Regions from separate parts of the Mus musculus genome. Here region 1 is linked to region 2. The links are chromatin contacts, found by POLR2A ChIA-PET in ENCODE. All regions are on one chromosome and are shown on one strand. The core of a region is the stretch at or near the end of the contact, and the rest is flanking DNA. Distances in the headings are between cores, read along the strand shown.

Evidence for each region. ChIA-PET counts read pairs that join two places held with the same protein, here RNA polymerase II (POLR2A).
Region 1: POLR2A ChIA-PET joins it to region 2 with 11 read pairs in embryonic stem cell. The contact joins the enhancer-like site here to the promoter of H2aw in region 2. POLR2A ChIA-PET finds 5 or more read pairs at or near these places in 4 of 5 experiments (Patski and embryonic stem cell).

Annotation. Positions count from the first base shown.
Region 1 is chr11:58,994,785-58,997,484 of GRCm38, forward strand. Obscn (obscurin, cytoskeletal calmodulin and titin-interacting RhoGEF) reads right to left here. Exons shown (of 104, transcript NM_001171512.2): 97 at 2,379-2,501; 98 at 2,062-2,232; 99 at 1,443-1,527; 100 at 1,004-1,243; 101 at 554-777; 102 at 244-319; 103 at 1-50. Among named protein-coding and RNA genes, the nearest start is that of Gm51863, 3.6 kb to the left of the region's middle. Within about 2 kb of position 1,292, at least 1 of the 3 ENCODE cell types and tissues checked has a DNase peak (open chromatin) inside an H3K27ac peak, as active enhancers do.
Region 2 is chr11:58,953,393-58,956,092 of GRCm38, forward strand. It overlaps H2aw (H2A.W histone), which reads left to right and starts at 1,293. Exons shown (of 1, transcript NM_178218.4): 1 at 1,293-1,800. The coding sequence starts at 1,346. The coding sequence ends at 1,738. It also overlaps the pseudogene H2bu1-ps and a transcript of Trim17 not described here.

The DNA.
Region 1 (2,700 bases), core at 42-2,541, 41 kb after region 2:
TCTGCAGGTCGCGAGTCCCCTCGCTGCTCTCTGGGTACTCGCCACTCAGCCTGCGTGGGTGAGGAGCACAGGAGACTCAGTTACCCTTGGATGGATAGGAGATACTGGGACATCAAGCTCCCCGTAGAGAATGGTGGAGCATAGGGACCAAATTAATCTCTGGATGTATTTGTGGGGGTGCACAGGGTTTGTAGCTTGACCCACCCCCCTAGCAGTTTCCCCAGACACCTGGGAAGGACTCACATAATGAAGGCTGTTACACCAATAGCCCAAATGTCTGTCTGTGGAACAGCCCCTTGACCTTCCAGGAGTTCTGGAGCTGCAGAGAAGCATGGGTGAAGATGAGGTTGGGCACAGGTGGGTAGGTCAGGTGGTAGATGTCAGTGGAGGAGCCAGCTGGCATGCAGGGCATCTGGGCCCAAGTGAATAGAGCCAAGCACAAGCGGCTGGCCCTAGTGAGAGGCTGGTGGATGTCAGTGGAGCCGAGAGTGAGGGCAGACACGGAGGGAAGAACTTCCTCCCTGCCCCGACAGATCAGGAGTTATATACGTACCCATGGTCTCCAGGTAGTCTTTGAAGTTCTCAGGGGCTGGGACCTTCTCTTGGTCGAGACTCTGGGCATTTCCCAGGTCTATAACCTTAAGCAGGTTGTACTCAGTGACCATCATGTTCTCGGACCTCAGGTCCAGGTGCAGGATGTGTTGGGCATGCAGGTACTGGGTGGCACTCAGCATCTGCCACAGGTAGTCCTTCACATCAGACTCTGAGTAGGATTCCCTAGGGGCACAGACGGTTCAGAACAGGCCCAAGGCAGGTAGAATGGGTATCCTAGCAGGGCTTGGCACATGTGGGAAGGCCGAGAACACTGCCCTTGGCAAGCCAGAAGGGGCCTCAGGTTCTGCAGAGTCCCAGCTAGATAGGGTCAGACAGTTCTCACAGTCCCTCCCAGAGATCTCTGCTTGCATGACTGATCATCTCACAGGCAGACCAGGCTACCCCTCACCTCTCTGCCAAAGAGGGTAGCAGCTCAGGGCCAGAGCACAGCTCCAGGATGAGCACCAGGTGCCGGGGACTGAGGTAGGCGGCATGGAGTTGGGCCAGATGTGGGTGGTGCAGTCTCTTAAGTGCCTCGTATTCTCTTAGTACAGCTGTCTTGTCCTCAGGTTGGTAGGGAACGATCTTAGCAGCTAGGGCCCGCCCACTTGCCTTCTCCCTGCACTGCCGCACCACACTGAAGCGGCCCCTGCAGGAAGGAAATGTGGGGAGCTTGCGTGTAGTCCCCACACAATTAGAGCAGCGAGGACCAAGCTCAGGGAGCAGATAAGGTCAGGGGACAATGACAGACATGCTGGGCAGTTGCACTGGAGTGTGGGTCATGGAAAGCCCCCAGGAAGAGCTGGGGGACAGTCTCCACCCTCCCACCCTCTACAAACACCCCGCACCTCCGGATCTGCATCTGGAAGGCAAAGGTCTTTGTGCTGGGGAGAAGCTGGGCTGGCCTCCCCCGGCTGCTTTCCTCCTCAGAGGCTGTGAGAGATGAGATAGGGAACCTAGTCATGGAGGGACATCCAGGCAGCCCTGTCCCTCCCACATCTCTCAGTCCCTTCCCGAGCACTACAAAAATGACCCTTTAAGCTCCCATCACTCTGACCTCTCGTTCCTTGATCAACTAGCTTTGTGTGTGGATAGGTTGGGGTCTAGGTAGGATCTGTTATCTTAACTAATTGCATCTGTGAAAATGGCAGAGAGCATTCCAGGATGGAATGGGATAGCAATCCAATGACATCCACCATTCTTGAGTCTACACCATCCACTTCTAATCAACCACAGCAGGACTCTTCCATCAGATGCAAACAGAACACCCAGAAAAGTCAAAATCAACTGCCAGGGTGACATGAGGGGGTGTGTCAGTGAGTGAAAGGGGACAGGAGGTCCATGGGATCTCCAGGGAGTGCAGGCTTTGAATGTTGAATGCAGGCATGTAGATCATTCATGGACAAGAGGATGTCTATGCCTGATCTGATAGCCACCCTTATCTGCCCCATCGGCCCCAAAGCTCACCCAGGTGGTTGGGTCCTCCGAGGAGGACCTGTTCTGAGGGGCTGCTGTAGGGGCCCATTCCTGCTTTGCTGACACATGCTGTCCGGAAGATATACATGCCACCCCTCGATAGCTTGCCAGTGAGGTAGCAGCAGTCAGAGATGTCTGAAGCCAGGGTTGTCCAGCTGCCTCCTGACCACACAGGAGAGAGTAAGAAGCTGTTGTGGAGAGTCAAGGGAACCCCTCTCCTGAGGCCACCCACAGGCAGAGAGCAGACACACCCAACAGTGCCTTTCCATGCCAATCCTTCAGAGTCCCAAGCCTCAGAAAGCCTATACCTTCTATACAGCACTGCACAATGTAGGTCACCGGGCCACAGGATTCCACAGGCTTCCAGACCAGCAGCACCGCATCCTTGTATAGTTCCCCCACCTCAGGGCGTGGAGAAGATGAAGGGCGCTCTGCAAGGGCAACTCTGTGGTCAGTGTGGACACTCAACCCTCAAGGAACAACCTCTGGCCACACCTGTCTCACTCTCACCAGCTGCCAGGCCTGCCCTCTACTTGTTCTGTCATTTGATGGAGAGGGGCTTCAAGCTAGGATGAATAGAAGAGGCTGGCACCTCTACTAGTGTGGGGGTCCACCTGCCTGGCAGTCTCT
Region 2 (2,700 bases), core at 43-2,542:
CGTTCTCCAAATAAATGCTGAGTGTGGATTATTCTTTTACTAATGCTTCACAGAAAATTATGCAGCTTTAGGGGAACAACTCTTGCTCAAAACAACGGAACTCTTTCCCACCTCCCATCCCCTAACCACTGAAACTGCTTGCTGGCAGCTCAGGCTAATTACATCCTAGCTCCTGCACACAGGCTTTGCGGTGTGCCGCCCCTCCCCCCGCCCCGTTTCCAGCATACTGCTAGTGCAGGGTTTATTGACATGATATAATGTCAGAATAGTTTTCAGGGGCTAAAGACGCCTCTCTATTCCAGAAAAGGATGGAAAGGGTGCTAAAGGGAACACAGATTCAGAGGCCACCAAGGGGGCCCACATCCAGAATACCACCTCACTGTGACCTCGCCCACCGAAACTTCAGGCTTGGGGAGAGGACTCACGCCCCTTGCCTGCTCCTGCAGCTGTCGTTCACACTCTACGCTTAGGAAGGGCAAAGCAGCCATACCCCCACATTTCTCGCTCAAAAATCGGACTTGGCCGCACCCAGTGTCAGGGAACGCCTCGGGCGCGTGGCAATCGTCAGTGGCCCGCACTGTGTTCAAGACCCTTTTAACGACTGTATGGGTGGCTCTGAAAAGAGCCTTTGAATTGAGGGCACCCTCGCCGCGCCTCACTTGGAGCTGGTGTATTTGGTGACTGCCTTGGTGCCCTCGGACACAGCATGCTTGGCCAGCTCCCCGGGCAGCAGCAGGCGCACGGCTGTCTGCACCTCGCGGGACGTGATGGTCGAGCGCTTGTTGTAATGCGCCAGGCGGGAGGCCTCGCTGGCGATGCGCTCGAAGATGTCATTGACGAACGAGTTCATGATGCCCATGGCCTTAGACGAGATGCCGGTGTCCGGATGCACCTGCTTCAGCACCTTGTACACGTAGATGGAGTAGCTCTCCTTGCGGCCCCGTTTGCGTTTCTTGCCATCCTTTTTCTGCGCCTTGGTGACCGCCTTTTTGGAGCCTTTCTTGGGGGCTGGAGCTGATTTGGATGGATCAGGCATAATGTCTAGTTGTACTACGGAAACGCGGACGCCCCTGTAGCAAGAATATTTGTATGCCTTGCATTCAAATGAAGGATCAGGCATCACTCCCTTTGATTGAATACAATTTTACATTACGTCATCGCGGGGTAAGGCATATGCAAATTAGGAAGGCTCCGCGTTCTTTTCTGATTGGTTCTTGTTGGCATCCAATAGGAAGGTGCAGTCTAGCCTCCCTCCTGATCATATATAAGAGCTTGCTGGCGCTTACGAATTCGTTTTCGCTAGGTTTCTTTTCTGTTTTTGCGTACTTTTGGTTATCAGTGGAAGATGTCTGGTCGTGGCAAGCAGGGCGGCAAAGCTCGTGCAAAAGCGAAGTCTCGTTCTTCCCGTGCCGGCCTGCAGTTTCCAGTGGGCCGTGTGCACCGCCTTCTCCGTAAGGGTAATTATTCGGAGCGGGTCGGCGCTGGTGCCCCGGTGTACCTGGCGGCTGTGCTAGAATATCTGACTGCTGAGATCCTGGAATTGGCTGGTAATGCGGCCCGCGACAATAAGAAGACGCGAATCATCCCGCGCCACCTGCAGTTGGCCATCCGCAACGACGAGGAGCTCAACAAGCTGCTGGGCCGCGTGACCATCGCGCAGGGCGGCGTCCTGCCCAACATCCAGGCCGTGCTACTGCCCAAGAAGACCGAGAGCCACCACAAGGCCAAGGGCAAGTGAGGCCCCTACCGGTCGTTAGTGCGACTTTTACAGACACCAAAGGCTCTTTTCAGAGCCACCCACAACCTCATTAGAAAGCGCTGTACACTGAGCCTGTCGCCAGTTACTGGCCAGGCCAGTTCTCCTGACTCCTTCCGTGCATTCCTGCATCCCTGTGCGGCGCTTGGGGAGCTCAAGGGAGACCAACGGCTTCATCTGCGGGTGGCCTGCGGGCCGTTGGAGGCGTTCGAGTTTCTCCCCACCACTCCGTGTCAGACACAAGGTTGCAGTTAACGTTCGTGTTTGGACATTAAGGGGATACTTAATAATAGAAATTAGTATAAGGTTCTGGTTTAGATGCTAGTGTTTCTATTGAAACTGGGTTAAATTGACATGTTCAAGTCTTCCAGTTAGGACGGGGTTTTCAAAGGTTTCTGAGGGGAGACTTGGTATTTCAAATCTACTTGTTTATATAAATGTTCTGTTACAAGGCGATTTACAACTTTGGAGTTTTGCTGGTTTCCTTTGTGGGGGTGGGGAGCCGGTCTCTAGGCTGCTTCAGCCTGCTTAGTGGTAGGATTACAGATGAGCATGGTGGTCCTGCAGGCCTTTGGAACTGGTTAATCGGATCCACTTAAGTAGCTTAACCTTGGGGAGCAAAGTGATTTGTCAGGTTCTGGTTAAACTAGGTGTGAGAGTACAGCAGTGTCCTTTGTCATAAAGTTTAAAGCAGCATCATACTAAGGACATGCTTTTATAGATGATTGTGACTTCTTTAAGCAGCATGACGAATGGTTGAGTTACAGGTAAATCAGGAGCGTGGTTGGGAAAGGGAGAGGAGGGGGTTAAATGAGTTACCTTTAAATCGTTTTAAATGGCACAGAATTGGGCCTCTTCCCTGTTAACTGCTGTACACTATTTAAAATTTAACAATACAGGCCACGAAGACAGTTATATAATGTTTATTATATAATTTATATAGA